Regions from separate parts of the Homo sapiens genome. Here region 1 is linked to region 2. A link is a loop called in an ENCODE intact Hi-C map of the cell type or tissue named here. Cell type or tissue: IMR-90. All regions are shown on one strand. Each heading gives the region's core, and the rest is flanking DNA. Links, peaks and the distances in the headings are about the cores only.

Evidence for each region. A loop is a pair of places that touch in the nucleus more often than their neighbours do. Peaks named below come from ENCODE experiments on the same cell type or tissue, not always from the same donor. Only the 100,000 strongest peaks of a DNase experiment are listed, where the experiment ranks them.
Region 1: a loop joins it to region 2, with 3 times the contacts of the local background. A loop is called at or near these places in 2 of 110 quality-filtered maps.

Annotation. Positions count from the first base shown.
Region 1 is chr7:11,454,549-11,464,971 of GRCh38, forward strand. THSD7A (thrombospondin type 1 domain containing 7A) reads right to left here. Exons shown (of 28, transcript NM_015204.3): 10 at 7,463-7,595; 11 at 6,114-6,217. Among named protein-coding and RNA genes, the nearest start is that of THSD7A, 370 kb to the right of the region's middle. In IMR-90, for the core only: no CTCF peak of the experiment used is centred there; a DNase peak (open chromatin) is centred at 4,423.
Region 2 is chr7:11,509,677-11,520,099 of GRCh38, forward strand. The region is part of intron 6 of THSD7A (thrombospondin type 1 domain containing 7A); the gene reads right to left. Among named protein-coding and RNA genes, the nearest start is that of THSD7A, 320 kb to the right of the region's middle. In IMR-90, for the core only: no CTCF peak of the experiment used is centred there; no DNase peak of the experiment used is centred there.

The sequences.
Region 1 (10,423 bases), core at 1,399-9,398, 55 kb before region 2:
GTATCAGTGGTTATCTCTTTTTTTTTTTTCAATTCTTCAGTGATTATTGTGTATATACACTACTACTGTATTATTATGACTTGTAACCCAAGTCATGTATACCTATAGTATATTTTCTACCATACTAAGTTAACTGAATCTATTTGTTATACATTTTTAATATCTCAAGAGGCTGGGCCTAGTACCATGAAGGCAATGTGAAATATGTAGCATGCATTCAATAAATATTTATGAGAGAATGTATTATATTGAATTATATTCAGAAAGTTTGGATTGGTTTTTAGAAATTTGAGTTACCTGTTTTCACAGCTTTCTGAAAGAGCATAATATTAACAAACATATAGCTCTGTACACTAAGATGATAGGAATTTTATTTAAAAGTTCGGATCCTGCACTATTGCTATATACTGAGTTGTATCTCCCTCAGATCCACATGTTGAAATCACCAATGTGATGGTGGTATTTGAAGGTGAGGTCATGAGTGTGAGGTTCCTATGACGGGATTAATGCCCTTCTCAGATGAGACCTGAGTGCACTTTCTCTCTCTGTCTCTCTCTCTCTCACTCCCCTTGCTTTCTCTCTCTGCCTTGTTTTTTCTCTGCCATGTAACAGCACAGTGAGAAGATGACTGTCTGCAAGTCAGGAAATAGGTCTTCGTCAAGAACCAAATTGGCTGGCACCTTGACCTTCACATGCACCAGAACTGTGAGAAATAAATTTTTGTTTAAGCTACTTGATCTATAGTGTTTTGTTATAGAAGCCCAAGAATCCTGATAAAACTATCAACACAACATTTTAAGCATTTGTTTTAGAAAAGATTTCTAATGTTTCTACAGAAACACTTGATGAACTTAAAGAAAATACCCATTTTATGTAGCAGAGTAGCTAATTCAATTTAGAGAAGATTGGGCAAAAATTACTGGTGATTCTGGGGATAATTGATATAAAATTCTGCTTCAGCATTATGCCACTTTTCCTTTTAAATGTAAAGGAATTGGGTCATAAATAAAAAATTCCTATGTGCTTTTCAAACTTTCAGGAATATATAAATTTTCTTTTAAAGTACTTTGTGTTCTAATATAATAGATCAGAAAAACTTTTCATATAGTTTTGACATATATAAAATATAGATTTTATCAAGACTGCATTTACTTGATTAGAAGAGACTCTACCTATATTCTTATTCCTGTGTTGCTTTAACTCATTTCTGAATAAGGATGATTCTCACAAATTTGCTTTAGAGCGAATGTCAGTGCTGAGATCATAAGTAAACAGTTTACAATTTTTAAAGAGGCTCTGGGAACACAATTGCTTCCCAAATCTTTTGAAATATGTCATCACAGATAGTTCCTCCAATTTGAAAAATTATGCTATTAATAGTATTAAGAGTAAAAATGAAAGTATGTCTATAAAGGCCACTTTATTTTATTGTTAACAGGTGGTTAAAAGTAGGTGCAGGCCTAGGAGGCATGGCTAGTAAGGTGATAAGAAGGAATTTGTGTTACATTTTTCTATCAATATGGAAGGGTCCAGACGTTGGAGAAGAACTGAATCATAATAGGTGACCTTTTAAGTGTTGGGCTGAATGGCACATATTATATGAGACACACACATTCTCTCTTTTCTATGTGTACTTAGTAAATTAACTCTGAATGTCCAGCTTTTGAGTATAATTTATCATGTTCTAGACAAGGGAATTTTGAAGGCTGGAATGTTTTTCTCTCTTGTCTTCCATAGCCCATGTATTTTCTGGTTTCACCTTTAGCCCCTTTTTAATTTTAATTTTTACTACTAAAGTTCTTAGAGTCAACATTTTATTCCTAACCTCCCCCAAAAAGAATGCTGCAATTTCATCCTTAAAGGCAGATATTTTACTATTGTCCCAGTCTTTAAAATCTACTACTTTCATAACTATAAAATAGTTCTTTTATTGCTGAATTGAATTTGTATACATCTTCCCAACTGACAAGATAAATTCCAGGGATTTTCTGATCCTATTGGGTAATGACTATTCAGTATTATTAGAAGTTCTGACTACATCATTGGTTACATGGCTTTTGGGTTTAGATCAAGGGTCAGCAATTTTTTTCTGTAAAAGACTACATGGTAATTATTTTTGGCTTTGTAGGCCATATGGGTCTGTCCTAACTACTCAATTGTGCCTTGTATCATGAAAGCAGCCATAGGCAATATGTAAAAAAATGGCTGTGGCTGTGTTCTGATAAAACTAATTACAAAAAAACAGGCTGCGGACTGGATTTAGCTCACAGGCCATATAGTTTACTGACTCCTGGTATGGACATATAGATTGATAAAAGTCATGAAGTAAACATTTCTATCTCTAGAATCATACAATGGTAAAGTTAGCTATCTCATATCTTAGTTACATGATATTATTCAAGTGGGAGTACAAGGACACAATAATTTAAAGTTAATAACATTTAAGTTAAATTCTTTAAAAGAAATGCTTAAAGAATCTACAAGTGCAAACTTGTTAGAGAAAAAAGAAATCTATTAATGATAAGGTATAATCGCTTTTATTCATATATATAATAAAAGTTGCATTTTAGAGTTCTTAGCTTTTTTATAACTTCAGCAATTCACTCTATGGAAATGTTACCCAAATTTCCATCTGCCATCTTATGCTATCTCTACAGCTACATTTCTACATTTCAAGTGCATACCTGAATATTTCCACTTGGCTAACCCTGCCATGGCCTCAAATATAAACTGTATAAAATATACTTTCCAAAATTAGCTCTACTTTTAGACCTAGAATTTTCACCAATATAACTATTCTTAAATTAAAAATGTTAGAGTTAAAGAGTCATATGATCAACTTTGACTCTTTTATTTTTATCTCTCTTCTATTGTCTGCTACTAAGTCCCCAAAATATTTCCCTCTATCGTATGTCCACAATTTATTTATTTTTGCCTATTTCATATTACTGTTGTTTCTATGACTTCAACCTTGCACTGCTACAGCAGCATACTAGCTGGCATTCAGGCCCATGTGTCTTATCTTTCTAATTTATTCTGTACACGCTGACAGATAAAACACTGCTTTCATCAGGTCCTTGCTCATACCACTTATCGAACAAGGTCTAAAATACTGATCTTGACATTTATAGCCTTCCACAAAATCACCCCAGGCTCCAGATCACATCTTCAGAGCTCAATCCACCCACTTTTCTGTGAACACATTTAATGTTTTTGTTTTTCTTACCTCAAACACTTAGCTTATAGAATTGATCTTATCTTGTATTCTTTTATCCTCTCTACTTCTTCTAATATTATGGTACAAGTCAAGTCCCAACCCGTACTTTAAGTCTTTCCTCAGCTCTTCAGCTTCAAATGATTGGCTTTGCAATTGATAAGTTTCAGTCTTTAATTCTTGTTAGGTGACATTAACAGTGATCTAATTTTCCTAAAAAATATAAGCTCTCTGGTTTAAAGATCTTCATTCTTTCCTAACATTTATAGCTTTTTCTACAGTCTTCCAAATGCAAAAACAGTGGAATGAGTAATTGAAATGAGAAATTCTGATGTGCTAGGGGGGACAGAGAGCAGCTTCTCTATAGTCTTTGTTGATTGATTTAATGTTTACTATATAATTATTTTTGTCATAAAAATAGCACAAGTTCATTTTTTTATTTAAGTCTCTGACCATATAAGTAAGGATAAAGATGAAAATAGCAAGAACTTGGCGAGTAAATAATATGGAGTTCTGAAAACAGCCACGACCATCAAAGGAAGAAAATTTTGTCTTCTTGCAATTAGTAAAAGATACTTCTACATTCTTAAGATTCTCCACTTCATGTTTCTATAGAAATATAAGCTGTACGAAAAAGCAGTCTTTCATCTACTCAGGAAACAAAGAAAAAGACTGTCTTCATATGGAAGTTAAAGGGATTGTTCTAAATATATTTATGAATATATCACTTGTTATAATGCAACTTTCACTTCCCAGATATCCTGAAAATGGATAAGATTGCTGAGGTACAGCAAGTTGTTTGACAAATATGCCAAGATTAGGAAGCACTATGTAAGTACAGGCAGAGAAAGAGACACCAGTAATAGGAAATCAAAAATGGAACAATCAGAAAGATAGGAGAAAGTCGCACACTGAAGATGCTAAAGACCCTTTTATCACAGAGGGAGTGGGTAACAAGTATTCACTACTACAAGGTGGCCACCCAGGATGAAGAACGAACAGTTTTCCGATTTGGAAATGCAAAGGTTGCTGGTAATCACAGACAGAATAGTTTTTGTACAGATTGTGTGTCAAAACCCAAAAGGCCCATATGCATACATTCACTTGGGTTATGAACAAACAGGAAGAGGGAAGAAATTAACGTTTAATGAAGACAGCATGTGCCAACTACTCTAAGGCTTTTGTGTTCTTAGCCTTAAAGGGAGGAAATGAATCATCCAAGGTTGTGCAGCTTATACGTCATTGTTTGGAACTGAGGCTGTTTTCACACTTGTGCTGCTTCTACTGATCTTGTATTTCCTCCAGTGGTGTTTTATAAAGATATGGTTTTCATCTGCTTTACCTAATTTTATTTCACATTTTGATCTCTGGGTATTGTTTGTGCATCTATTATGAAAATTTGAATAATCCTAAAATATCATTTGGTCCAAACCCCTCTTTTTTTTTAATCTAAATAAATTGAGGTCCAGAAGGTGAAGGGATGAGTAAGACACACTGTATTAGTAAAAGAATGGAGACTAAAACTTATGTTTCCTGATTCCCAAACTCATGCTCATTTTCATTATAACCTCTATATAGAACCCAAAATATATGCAAATCAATGCCTGATTCAAGAAGGAGTTAGCAGGGCATGACAAGAAGATCTCATATCACTCAATTTCTTAAAGAATGATTTGAAATGGAGGAGAACGACTTTCAGTTCTATATACTTAAGTCTCTATAACTGTAAAGGGAGTCACAGTTATGTTTTACCCAAAGTTGATGGTGGGAGATACATAATGAGAATTATGCAAATAAAATAAAATCCTAAAAACTACTGCAACTAGCAATTTAAGATTATTTGGAAACTAAGTTTTATGTTCCAGAAGAAGACTTCTAAAAGGAAGATTATAAAAACAGGGGATTTTTTTTTTTTTTTTTTTTTTTTTTTTTTTTTTTTACAAAACAGAAGCATTTTTTTCTTAAAAAGGCAGTTTTTTTTCACTGTACAGAAAATGAAGTCCCAGATCAAATCAGCAAAAACTGGAATTCTGCTCTACATCTTCAAATTTTTGTGTCAACATGAAATACGTAACTACACATGGGAGAGCAAAATACGTTTTTTATAAATTAAAGTTGCTCGCATATTCAATTATGTATTATGCTACATTTTAAATACGCAGCAGGAGCTGTATGCTATAAGTCAATATGAGTAAAAATAATCATGTGCTCTTTAAAGACTGAATTTGCTATGTCTGGAAGAAACAACATATTCCAAATCTTGAGTTTCTATATTCCCTATAATATCTAGTAAATAATTATGGCAAAGTTGAACATTCTCATTACCCATTTCTGCAAGATTCCACGTTATTTAGTGGTGCAGATTGTAATTAAGTAAATAAGTCTGCCATTTAAAAATCAGTACTAAATATGAACAGAATTGTGGATAGCCATGAAAATGAAAGAGATGTCATTCTGAGAACTTCTGAAAAAGTTAACTAATTCTATTACATTGTATGTATGCACATATATAATGCATATAGGCAAGGAGGTAAGAATCTTATTGCTTATTACGGTGGCAAGCAAAATGCTGTGGATACCGTAATCTAAAAACAAACAAACAAACAAACAAACAAAAAAGCTTCAGTGTACCATTTATGTCATAAGTGAAAGCTTGGCCTGACTTTCTTTCAGACATAAATGAGAGAAAAATTCAAGAATTATGAGCTAATGCCAAAGAACAATGGGAACAATTTAAAAAGACATGTTTCTATGTCCTGATGTTTTGTGGAATGGCTCATAGCAGATTTATATCTGCTTTGCTCTGTTTGCTAAGCATGGTGTCCAAGTGGCAAATGCATCAAAACAGTAGTTAAACTAGCGATGCTGGAGAAATGAACTGTGGAATGGGGCCTCCCACCTCTTGCCTGTCGCCCAGGCCCACAGCCTTCCTGTGCTCCAGGGCTGTCTTGTTGCACGCTCCAAGGGACTAATTGGCATCTGCGCCATTTGTGAGTCTTCCACCTACAAGACAGGAACAGAAGCCCAGTGGGGAAGAAGCAAAAATGCCAGCAAATCACAGAGACACAGCAGCATGGAAACATGACTTTGACCACTGCAAACACAGTTATTTAGCAATGCTCAGTTCTATCTAAATTTAATTTAGATCTCCATCTAGGCTTTAGAAGAAGTAACATTAAATATAAAAGTACTTTCTCTGGCAGTGAAGACAAGAGTACATCATTGTCAAGTTCTATAGGACTCTACAGAGAACATTTAGACTTTTTAATGATTAGGACTGCCAACAAATGCACCAGATGGCCCCAGAAGTGATGCATGCCATTTAAATAATGTATATTTATTTTATTCAAGTTATGAAACTGTATTCAAGTCATGAGTCTTTTGTATAGTGCTCTTTTGGTTAGCATTGTAGGAGTATCTCAGCAACTGTAAGTATAATATGCTTTACAAAAACAAATTCCAAAAATAAATAAGTTTGAACCAGTAGTTGTCAATGTGCATGGTGTAAGTATACAATTATAGTATTTGTCATCTCAGAATTAAAGATTGATATATTAAGATGCCAAATTTGACAATGTCATCTTAAATATTTATTTTGTGATTACATTTTTCATTAATTGATGCCATAATACTTCATTTGCTGTCAGGACTGCAAATGTATACGTCAGATTTCTATTAGATAATTTCTGTCTTAATCATAAGGAGGTAAAATTTCTCTAACAAATTATCAAGATGATATATAGCTTCGATAACTACAATTTTATTTGAGGTGATCACAAATGAACAGAACAGCCATCTTACCAGCATCATTGAGATACAGATGTCATTTCCTGAGCCAGAATGTGAGCATTTATGATTACAAACAGGTGCTCTTTGGAGCAGGGGAGTAATGCTTAGGCTAGTCTTCTAAGTGAAAAAGAATTTCTTCCTAAAGTATACATGTTTCATAATTATTAATCACTTTTCAGCATTTCTTGTATGTTATATCAACATAAGACATTTCCCCAAACTACTGGAGCTAACACGTCACCTTGGAAGTTTACACAAATATTTGCCTTCTTGTACATCATTTCAGTAGCACAGCAGCTCTGCTGAAGAGACAAGAATGGCAGCTACAGCCATAAACATCCCAACTCCATTGAGCCTGTGGAAGGAACAGTGTTGACTTCCTTTCCTTATCCTAGGAAAGGATGTGGAGTTGACGTATTTGTTCAGCTCCTCCCTCACGATGCATTTCTCTAACCCTACCTGTAGCTTTGGCACGCTTGAGGTGCCTCACAGGCCTTCTCTTCATAGAGGGGATCTGTGCAGTCTCGGCCCCCGTTGGCTGGCAGCTGAATGATGACCCGATGCCTAGACTGCTTCCTGATACTGGAGTCCCCTGCAATGAAGCAGTTTTTTAACCTCTGTACTTTACACTGATGAGATAATCTCTAAATACCAGTCTGTGTGAAGAAATTACATTGCCTCCAGCTACATGTGCTTTGACATCCCTGAGAGGCTTCACCTGGTCTAAACATTCACTAAATTCTCCCAAAGACCATTTATATCAAAAACCCAATCAATTCATATTTAAAAATAGAGAAAATGTGAAGAATGGAGAAAACAGTTCTGTAGGCAGTTAGCCTTCCTAAGGTGCAGTCACAAAGTAATTGCTCTTTTGTATAATTCTTTCCCTTGAGGAATATGACAGATCTAATTAATTTATTTTCCTCTACCTTAAATTCATTGTCATGCTATTTTGCCTAGCCCTGTTTATCACATGGGACTCATACACATGTAATGAATCTTCTTTAGGAGAATATATTCAGTGCTATAATGTGAAATTTTATTTCTTTGTTATTCATTTAATTTGAAATGCATAACTTGTAAATTATTCCGGTCATTTATTATTCATGTTAGACAGTCTAAGACCTTCAATTCAGGTCACATTCTAAACATTAGGGATCTAAGTAGTAAAATGAAAGTGGTTTCTTAGAGGCAGACACAGACTTTTTAGAGAAGCAGTCAAAATAGCAATAATTACTATAAATAAGTAACTCTAAAGTATGTTAAAAATGGAAAAAATTAAGATACACTTTCAATAAAGACATCAACTTGACAGTATGACTGATGTAAGGATTCAAAAATCTTTTAGTATACAGATCATGTAGCGTATAAAACTTGCCAACTTTAATAAAATATATTTCAATTAAGATTACGTACACTTTAACGATGAATAGCTGCATGGCACAGGGTTTTACTTACAAAATAATTCTCTAAAGAATTATGTTAATAGAATCCTCCTGATGCATTTTCATTATTTTGCAAGATCTTCAAATATTTCATACATAGACTACAGGAACAGAAATATTTTAAAGGATTAGCAGCTCCTAACAATTAATGTTTAATCAGAAATCAAATGAAACCTTTTTAAAAGATACTGTGGTGGTGGAGAAAGTATGATTTGATGATTAGAACATTGCCATAATGGAATATCCTTTCTCATTCAGTCAAAGATATTCTTCAACACGGTCTGGGCAACTGACTCACTGCCATGTTTAGAGAGGATTTCTGTATTGGATGGGAGAATGGATCAGTAAATGGCTGACTTCATAGGAGAATCTCTTTAACAACAACAACAACAAATTTCTGGGCCTATACCCAGGACTACTAAATCAGAATCTGGAAGCTGGGTTTGGGAATAGGATATTTAAAAATCTTGCCAGGTATTTGGGATGAAGGGCCTGGTTTGAAATCTACTGTAATACACGACCTTGTATGACCTATCCCAATGTAAGATTCTGGGCTTACATGTAACTTTTTAGAATTATTATTCCCGTTGTGGGGTGTCGTCTGTACTATTAATGATGGCATAACTATTTTAATGAATAAGCGGGATACTACAGGTAATGGAGTAGGGAATTGGGGGCTAGAAGTATTGGGCAGCAGAGAATTAAAGTATTTGAAAATATTGTCATGGACTTTTAATTGTAGCAGTAGTTTGAATGCCAGCTGCAACTTTTACATGTTAAATATAATTTATCTAGGGAAGATCTAAGAAATGTCAACAGGACTTTTAATAAATTGCTAATGCAGTCTCCATCTATTATATTGTCAAAATGACCTGTATTTTAAGGCCCAGGTGATAAATTCCTTTAATAATTCAGAGCTAGGGAAAATTCTGTCTCCCTTGACAATCTGTAAAGAATCCATTGTACTTCTATTTTTTGCTTTGGTCACCAGAATCTCAGAGCTAATTTTCTTCTCAGTTGAAGGAGCTTGCCACAGCTTTGATTTTCTAGCATAATTTTTCTCTCCCTCTTCCTTCTACCCCCTTCCTATTCACTACCTGGATTTGCCCTTCTTTTACAATTTCTATTTTTTTCTTTTGTTTTATGTGTATGAACTGTCCATAATCTTTTTTTTTTAAAGTATACAAACTAATTAGACTCACATTTGTTTAACATTGGGGGAAGCAGGGAGGTTTCTGTTTTGTTTTTTAATGGGGAGGTAAGACGTAAAGGGCTCAAATGGGTTTTTGTTTCCCAGTTGGTCAAAATTCTTAGAGGCAATTACTCTCCAATCTGCAGATAGAGGACAGACACAGGATTAAGACCAGGGGATTTGGGGGCTGGTGGAGACAATGAGTTCAGCATTAGTGGCACCTCATAGACTAAAGCTCCTACTTATTAACTACCTAGATGGCACCTGGTGCATAGCCAGGGCTGTTCTACTTGAGGAAGCAGCTACCAAACATTAATGTTTCAATTCTATTTTGTTTGTTGATTTGAAAGAAAAAATGTCACTTAGAATACATTTCTGAAACATTCTCCTAATGCCTTCTCATCACAAACTCCACAAATTAGTACTAGATATATAAGACTATGATGACTCTCTTCACGTCCTTAATGGATTCCAGAGTGGCAATCCATTTATTCTTATGAAAAGTTCAAATTCCTTAACCTGGTACAGCCTACAGGATAGAGATTGTGACCTGATTCAAGTGGAACTCTTCAAAGATATGACACCCAGAGAAGACGTTTAATGGGGTTACACAGGAAGTGTCAATGACATCTATGTTTTTACCCATTGGCAGGTCTGTTTCTTCTCATATTGCAGTTAAGAAATTGCTTGTGTACTCAAAGTTACAGCGCTGTAGAGCTTTGCCAGGTTATACAGTCCTCAGATCAGAGAGCAGAAAAAAAGGAAGCTATACAGCACACATTA
Region 2 (10,423 bases), core at 1,511-9,510:
CCGGGCGCAGTGGCGGGTGCCTGTAGTCCCAGCTACTCGGGAGGCTGAGGCAGGAGAATGGCATGAACCCGGGAGGCGGAGCTTGCAGTGAGCCGAGATCAGGCCACTGCACTCCAGCCTGGGCGACAGAGCCAGAGTCCGTCTCAAAAAAAAAAAAAAATAACATCTGAAGAATCAAAAATAAGTTAAATGACATATTAAGAATCTGAACATTGGAAGATAATCAGCATTACTGTTCTCACCACAAATAAATGAAAAGTGTTGGAGGTAATGGCTATGCTAATTACTCTGATTTGATCATTACATAATGTATACGTGTACCAAAATATCACACCATACCCATAAATACATACAATCCCACTACTGGGTATCTACCCAGAGGAAAAGAAGTCATTATTTGAAAAAGATACTTGCACATGCATGTTTACAGCAGCACAATTCACAATTGCAAAATAGTGGAACCAACCCAAATGCCGATCAGTCAACGACTGGATAAAGAAACTGTTTTAAATTCCTGGACACAAACACCCTCCCAAGACTAAACCAGGAAGAAGCTGAATCCCTGAATAGACCAACAACAGGCTCTGAAGTTGAGGCAATAATTAATAGCCTACCAACCAAAAAAAGTCCTGGACCAGACGGATTCACAGCCGAATTCTACCAGATGTACAAAGAGGAGCTGGTACTATTCCTTCTGAAACTATTCCAATCAACAGAAAAACAGGGAATCCTCCCTAACTCATTTTATGAGACCAGCATCATCCTGATACCAAAGCCTGGCAGACACACAGCAACAAAAGAGAATTTTAGACCAATATCACTGAGGAACATCGATGAAAAAATCCTCAATAAAATACTGGCAAACCGAATCCAGCAGCACATCAAAAAGCTTATCCACCACAATCAAGTTGGCTTCATCCCTGGGATGCAAGGCTGGTTCAACATACACGAATCAATAAATGTAATCCATCATATAAAAGGAACTAAAGACAAAAACCACATGATTATCTCAATAGATGCAAAAAAGGCCTTCGACAAAATTCAACAGCCCTTCATGCTAAAAACTCTCAACAAACTAGGTATTGATGGAACGTATCTCAAAATAATAAGAGCTATTTATGACAGACCCACAGCCAATATGGGTCTGTCATAAATGAATGGGCAAAAACTGGAAGCATTCCCTTTGAAAACTGGCACAAGACAGGGATGCCCTCTCTCACCTCTCCTGTTCAACACAGTGTTGGAAGTTCTGGCCAGGGCAATCAGGCAGGAGCAACAAATAAAGGGTATTCAATTAGGAAAAGAGGAAGTCAATTGTCCCTGTTTGCAGATGACATGATTGTATATTTAGAAAACCCCATCGTCTCAGCCCAAAATCTCCTTAAGTTGATAAGCAACTTCAGCAAAGTCTCAGGATACAAAATCAATGTGCAAAAATCACAAGCATTCCTATACGCCAATAACAGACAAGCAGAGAGCCAAATCATCAGTGGACTCCCATTCACAATTGCTTCAAAGAGAATAAAATACCTAGGAATCCAACTTACAAGGGATGTGAAGGACCTCTTCAAGGAGAACTACAAACCACTGCTCAACGAAATAAAAGAGGACACAAACAAATGGAAGAACATTCCATGCTCATGGATAGGAAGAATCCATATTGTGAAAATGGCCATATTGCCCAAAGTAATTTATAGATTCAATGCCATCCCCATCAAACTACCAATGACTTTCTTCACAGAATTGGGAAAAACTACTTTAAAGTTCATATGGAACCAAAAAACAGCCCGCATTGCTAAGTCAATCATAAGCCAAAAGAACAAAGCTGGAGGCATCACGCTACCTGACTTCAAACTATACCACAAGGCTACAGTAACCAAAACAGCATGGTACTGGTACCAAAACAGAGATATAGACCAATGGAACAGAACAGAGCCCTCAGAAATAATACCACACATCTACAACTATCTGATCTTTGACAAACCTGAGAAAAACAAGCAATGGGGAAAGGATTCCCTATTTAATAAATGGTGCTGGGAAAACTGGCTAGCCATATGTAGAAAGCTGAAACTGGATCCCTTCCTTAAACCTTATACAAAAATTAATTCAAGATGGATTAAAAACTTAAATGTTAGACCTAAAACCATAAAAACCCTAGAAGAAAACCTAGGCAATACCATTCAGGACATAGGCATGGGCAAGGACTTCATGACTAAAACACCAAAAGCAATGGCAACAAAAGCCAAAATTGACAAATGGGATCTAATTAAACTAAAGAGCTTCTGCACAGCAAAAGCAATTATTATCAGAGTGAACAGGCAACCTACAGAATGGGAGAAAATTTTTACCATCTACTCATCTGACAAAGGGCTAATATCCAGAATCTACAAAGAACTTGAACAAATTTAGAAGAAAAAATCAAACAACCCCATCAAAAAGTAGGCGAGGGATATGAACAGACACTTCTCAAAAGAAGACATTTATGTAGCCAAAAGACACAGAAAAAAATGCTCATCATCACTGGCCATCAGAGAAATGAAAATCAAAACCACAATGAGATACCACCTCACACAAGTTAGAATGGTGATCATTAAAAAGTCAGGAAGCAACAGGTGCTGGAGAGGATGTGGGGAAATAGGAACAATTTTACACTGTTGGTGGGAATGTAAAGTAGTTCAACCATTGTGGAAGTCAGTGTGGCGATTCCTCAAGGATCTAGAACTAGAAATACCATTTGACCCAGCCATTCCATTACTGAGTATATACCCAAAGGATTATAAATCATGCTGCTATAAAGACACATGCACACATATTTTTATTTTGGCACTATTCACAAGAGCAGACTTGGAACCAACCCAAATGTTCATCAATAATAGACTGGATTAAGAAACTGTGGCACATATACACCACAGAATACTATGCAGCCATAAAAAAAGATGAGTTCACGTCCTTTTTAGGGACATGGATGAAGCTGGAAACCTCTGAGCAAAGTTTCACAAGGACAGAAAACCAAACACCACATGTTCTCACTCATAGGTGGGAACTGAACAATGAGAACACTTGGTCACAGGGTGGGGAACATCACACACCCAGGCCTGTCATGGGGCGGGGGGAGGGGGGAGGGATAGCATTAGGAGATATACCTAATGTAAATGACGAGTTAAGGGGTGCAACATACCAACATGGCACATGTATACATACGTAACGAATCTGCACATTGTGCACATATACCCTAGAACTTAAAGTATAATAAAAAAGAAACTATGATATATATATATATATATGTAAAATACTACTCAGCCATAAAAAGAATGAATTAACAGCATTTGCCATGACCTGGATGAGATTGGAGACTATTATTCTGAGTGAAGTAACTCAGGCATGGAAAACCAAATGTTGTGTATTCTCACTAATAGGTGGGAGCTGAGCTATGAGGATGCAAAGCCATAAGAATGATACAATGGACTTTGGGGACTTGGGGGGAAGAGTGGGAGGGGTGCCAGGGATAAAAGACAACAAATGTGGTGCAGCATATACTGCTCGGGTGATGGTTGCAGCAGGATCTCACAAATCTCCACTAAAAAACTTACTCATGTAACCAAACACCACCTGTATCCCAATCACTTATGGAAAAATAGAATAAAATAATAAAAAATAAAAAATAGCAAACTTTTCAAGAATAAAAAAAACCAAAAAACAAATTAGTCAAATGGAAACATCCCAAATGTCCATCAACAAATGAATGAATAAACAAAGTGAGGAACACAAAATATGATTCAACCATAAAAAGGAATGAAGTACTGACTTGTACATGCCATCATATGGATGGACCTTGAAAACGTTATGGTAACTTAAAGAAGCCAGACACAACAGGTCACATATTATATCATTCTATTTATAGAAATACCCAGAACTGGTAAATCCATAAAAAATAGGAAACAGAGCAGTGGTTGCCATGGGATGAGAGGACAGGGAAATAGACAGTGAAATAGAATGTTTTCTCTTGAGGTGATGAAAATATTTTGGAACTAGATCAATGTAGTGGTTGCACAACATTATGGATATACTAAATGCCACTGTATTGTGCACTTTAAAATGGTTACTTTTATGTTACATAAATTTCACCTTAATTTAAAAAACAATTTGATGTGTTGATTATAGTTTATAAGGCTATTAGGATATGACAACCTGATACATTTTTACTCCCCTTCATCCCCCTCCCCCCTTACACTTTCCCTACACACAAGCACACACGCATAGGTGCACACACACACACACAAATGTACACATACCCTCTTGGCCCCAGACATCCTGCCTCCTGCCATTTCTCAAACATGCTACGTGTGCACCACCTCAATGTCTTTGCACTGGTTCTTGCCTCCATTTGGCATTCAATCCCCACAGTTGCCTTTAAGAGTTATTCACTCCTTTTCTTCTGTCCCTGCTTAAATATTCCACCTCCGAGAGGCTCTCCTTGACCACTCAAAATAAAATAATACACTCCCATCTCTTTCAGCCTGTGTTATTTTTCTTCATAACACTTATCATTGTTTTGACACATTATATTTTACTTGTTTACTCATTTATTGCCTATTTCTCTTCTACAATGTAAGGTCCATGAAGACAGATACATTATTTAAATCCTGTTATACCCTCTACATCTAAAACAGTGCCTGGCACAGAGTAGCCAGTCAGTTAATATTTGTTGAATAAATGAGTATTTTGTATATAAAGTTCCAAAACAAGTAAACATGATATGTTTAGACACACGTATATATGTGTCAAAGCCATCATGATAAACACAAAATTCATTTAGAGATTCACTCTGGAGAGGGCTTGAGGAGAAAAGAGAAGGAGGAGATCATGAGGGGTCTAGGAGTTTCAATTTTATGAGTAAATTTCTATATATTTTCTATTTATTTAATTGGATAACATTTTAAATAAGTGTTTTTTGTCTTTAAGATTTATGATATATAATATTGCATGCAATCTTTAACATGCATCAAATATTTCACAAAATTTTTCAACAGGTTAGCAGTATAATTATTCAGTAATATTAAACAATACTACGTGTGCTTACTTTATTAGTTGCTTAATTAAAAATAAATGACTGTACTTGCTTTCTCCTTTCAAGATTATTACTCTATTCTTTGGAAGAACATAGAAACATTTTACTATGACTGCACGAAAGCTCCAAAACTAAGAACCACTAATATTTGTAGGGGTGCTCCACCTTCAGTGACAGTGCCTTCTGTTACTCCATTTCTAACCTAAGAAGATGGATCTTTCTGTTCAGAAGATCACTTGTTGTTTCAAATTTATACTCATTTGAATCCGTCTTCTTTTGCTTTGAGTGGCATAAGTGATAAATGATTTTATGCAAATATTAACTTTAGAAATAAATTTTACATGTAACTAATGGGAAATCACATCTGAGCCCATCCTATCAAAAACAATTAAAATACATGCTTTCATCTAAAAATGGAAACATTTCACTATGATTTTAGTTCCTGTTCAAACAATAAAATTTATTCATTAGACTCTGTATCAACCTTTATTAGCCTCTCAGAATATTAATGTTACTTGCTAGGTCTGTGATACTTTAACTGAATATTCACAGCTTCAACAAGTTTGCTATGGAACAACTGTAAGAGATGATGATGGTGAATTTATCCCACTTTTCTACTTGTTATTTAACTCTGGCTTTTGACAATGTTCAACTTGACTTCAGACAGCAAACCTACCTTTTGGCTGAAAGAAGACTCTGTAAATGCACAAGGCAGATAATTTAATAATCCATAGTGCCATAAATAAGCACAATATCAACAATTAATTATGATCTATTTATATAATATAAAAATTTAACTCATCATCTACTGATTATGAAAATAACTCATTGCATCTAGCTAGATTTATTACCAAACACACAGCTATTGTCATAGAAAATTAAAGCTACAGAGATCTTTTATATATATATTTTTAGAGATAAATAAACCAAGCTTGTGATGGGGAGAAAAGACAGCCCATGTTTTATAGTAAGTGGCAGAACAAGACCTAGACTTCACATTTCATATTTTAGTAGTCTTTTTAGTACATCTATGGCAATGATTTACATACATAATATCTTGGTTGTATCTTACTATCCAGGGATATAAGCTCACAAGTTACTGAGAAGAAACAAGGAGTACTGCTTTGGCTAAGTGAGTTGTGACTTCATAACTGTGACTGCCCAAACTCAGTTAAAAGCCTGTCAAAATATTTCAAGTAGCACTATCAATCATGATTTAAAGTATACTGTGAATGAATAAATAGTGAATGAAACATGTTTAAACTATATAAATATGAGAACTTTTGGTTGTGATCATTTTTAAAAGTGATTTTTCCGTTTTCCTTTCTAAATTTGAGATTTCTAGGAGCTATTATTTGTGTGCATCTTTATTTTAAGTTGTATTCTGGCTGTAATAAATAAAACCTGTAATAAAGTATAATACTTATGTAGTTAATTTACTGAACTTACTGCAAATAGGTTCAAACCCAAAAGCTAAATTGCCCTCATAAAATACATACATAAATACTTAAAATGCACTTACAAAATCAGAAATTTTAAACTAATGCATTGACCCATTTTTGAAACAAGGCAGAATACAAGATAAGTATGGTTATTGATTAAGCTAATGTCCGTGTACCCGAGGAATGATTTGGTGAGAACTCATTCACGATTCTAGATGACCTACTACTGATCAGCTAGCTCTGCCAGAAGAAAAATTACTGAAGTGTACTTCATGGCTATATTATAGTGCCTCATCCCCATCTTCCTATAAAAGGAAGCTTCCAAAAGCCCATTGACCTTGCCTGTGTGCAGAGATGACCTTGTTTGTACAGCAGTCAATGCCAACATCCATCTTCAGTGTGAAATTCTGTCAATAACATTTTGGCTTTAAATTCTTATCTGTAAAGCTTTCTCTTTAAGAAAAAATTTGCTATTTGCTAACAATATAAATCTCCATAAAACTATCCTTTACAGAAAAGCTGAATTTAAATTGCATTTTAAAGGATTAAATATAAAATGTTATTTGAAAATAAGGATATATTTAATAATTTCATAGGAGGCACCAGGTGTATTAAATAATGAGCTTGAATTCAGGGATATGGCACCAATTGTCATGTAATGCCATTAGTATTTTTGGTAAGAAAAGGACATATACATCACTATATTGCCATCGCCTACCAGAATTGCAGTCATGGTCATGTAGACAGAGCCTTTACATGATGCAATGAAATAAAAGAGAAAATAATAGTATTTTTCCTATCAAAATAATTGTATATGTAATACGCATTGCCATCTGTCACATTCATAGGTCCAATTGTTTAAGCAAGAGAACATATAAATACTTCCATATCATTATTTTATTTTATTTTAGAGATCAAGTCTCTCACCTTTGCCTGGGCTAGAGTTCAGTGGCACAATCTTGGCTCACTGCATCCTCCACCTCCCGGGTTCATGCCATTCTCCTGCCTCAGCCTCCAGAGTAGTTGGGATTACAGGTGCCCACCACCATGCCCAGCTAAATTTTTGTATTTTTAGTAGAGACGGGGTTTCACTATGTTGGCCAGGCTGGTCTTGAACTCCTGACCTCGTGATCCGCCCACCTCGGCCTCCCAAAGTGCTGGGATTACAGGCGTGAGCCACCATGCCCGGCCCCCATATCATTATTTTTAAAAAATCACAAAACTACATTTTTAAAGAGTTAAAAAAAAAAGGTTTGCCCTCCTGAAACAGGGAATATCATTAAAAATAGATACACTAAGTATAACAAAGTAAGGCTATGAAGTAAAAAATAAGCACAAGAGAATCAGATAAAAGAAGAAAAGCCCAGCATATCATAATATTTTGACATCAGCTTTTGATTGCCATTTTACCTCAAGTCTTTTTTAGTTTCTTCTCTTGATCTGAGCAGTTGGTAGACAACTACACCATTTTTAACACAACTTAATAGAAGTCTTTATAGAAAGCATATTTTAAAGCTGCATGCAATGAGATACATAGAAGATAATTTTATAGTAGGTTTATTTTTCTGATCCCTTATGAAAACTGACAGACATATTATCTCTATATGCTAATTTGCATTCTTCCCATCTAGAATCAGGTGCCTTTGAGAAAAATTTAACATTTATAACTGAAGAACCAACAGAGTATTCAAATTTACAAATCTTTCCGGACCACCCATGTGGAGAACACTGGGCAAGGAGTTGTGAGTGCCACAGATAGGTAAGACAGACACATTGTCTGCTCAGGAGATAGCATGGAGAGATGAAAAGGGAACTGCCTGCAGAGACAGAAGGACCTGGATACAAAGAGAGCTTGACTGCTTGCTGGATGGTTGACCCTGCCCACCTTATTTAACTTCTGAGAGCTGAGACAACCCCCTGCTTAGAGTCTAGGGCATAGTAGGTATTTAAAAAATGTTAGTGCTTGTTTGTTAACCCCTTGCTTTCCCCACATTATGTACTATCTTACAGTTTAAATTGGAGACACAGGCATGTACACAATTAAGTATAACAAGAGGAAAGCACCAGAGATGCTACAATAGGAATACAAAGAAATTGCTTCTGATATGCAAGGGGAAAGCTTTTGATTGGGACTAGGAAGCGTGAGAGACTGTGGAGAAGACTGTTCAATTTGGCTTTAAAGGAATGGGTAGAATTTCAGTAGAGAGAAGGGTAGGAGAGTGTACTCTAAGTTTGTAGAAAAGCAAAACTGGGGCATATATGAATGAATGCTTTGGTAAGTGCCAGGCTTCATTCATTACATGCTGGCATTGTTCTAGGTGCAGTGGATACATGTAGTAAACGAGGTAAGACAAGAATTCTTTTCCTGAAAAAGTACAACAGATCATCCCTGTAGCTGGAAATAAAATAGAAACACACACACACACACACACACGCACACACAGGCACGCACACATAGATTTCTTTTCCCTGAAATTGTATCACCCAAAAAGTATTTGCTATGCATGTGCTATGTGCTTTAACTTGGTGCTCTGGAAAATTAAAAACCAATTAAATATGGCTAGTGGTTTCCAGAAATGTACAATCAAGTCCACTGGACAAAATGAACACATGTGAAATAATAAATTATCAAATGTTATGGCATGGACTATAAATGAAATCAGAGTTAAGAACAGAGGATCATATAGAAACATATTTCATTCATGGACCTTTATTGATACTTTCATTTTCACTATTTATTAATATAGACTACCTGACATATTTGTTTACCAAATTTGAATATGAACCAAGAATTCATTATTTGCATCTGTTCTCCTGAATGAGGATAAATAACTTATGGGCTTTGGAGTTCGGCATATCTGAATTTGAATCACTTATTTCCATTTTCTAGATAAATGACTTTTTTCCTGTTTTTAATTTTTTGGTTTATATATAATATCTTTATTGAAGTAAAAGTTATAGACAGTAATGTTCTAAAAAAATGTACCATTCAGTTATTATCACAAAGCAAACACCTGGGTAATCGCTTTGCAGATCACAAAAGAGAGCACTGCCAGCAGCCCTGAACTGCCCCGCGCCATCACAACCCTTCTATTTCCCCTTCTCTTCTTCCTACAGGCAACCACTATTTTGACTTTTAACTCAGTTGTTTAGCTTTGTCTAGTTTTGAAATTCATGTGAATAAATTTTTAGCTTCCTTTACATGTATTTAATGCACTTACACACACATTTCTCTTCGTATATGTTCAGCGGCAGGATTCCTAAGCCATTGGTCAGAACTATGTTCACTTCGCTAGGTACTGGCACACTGTCACTTTCACTCCAGCAGGTCTGGAAAGTTCTCTTGCTCCACATCCTCGCTAACTCTTGGAATTGTTTAGCTTTTTACACTTTTAGCCATTTTGGTGTGTAGAGGTGTATCATTTTGGTTTTAACTGGCATTTCTCAGTTAAAATAAGGATGAGAATGCTTAATGTATTTATTGACTTAGGATGTCTCTTTGGAAAAATATCGTTCAAACATTCGATTATCCTGCACTTCTGACAGACTAATACCGATTTTAATAGTGTTCTTGATATAGTTGTTGATAATATTGTACTTTTCCCCAAAAAGCTTTCAAGTAAATCTAGTCTATTCAAGAGCAGATTCTAAACCATCAGAAAGCATGCAAATCCTTCTATACTCTTAAGCTATTGGCTCTTCAAATTTATTTTCAAACTACTTTCAGATGGCCCTTCTGCTCTAGACATACCAGTATATTCAATTTTTCAGAATGCATGTGCTCCTCTTCTCTTTGTCTTTACACACCAACTTGTGTCTTTCCTTTCCAAATTAGAACCTTGTCTTCCTTCTCTCAACTTATTAGAACCCTTTGTATCCTGAGAAACCGAATTAATCTGCACCCTCTCTGTCA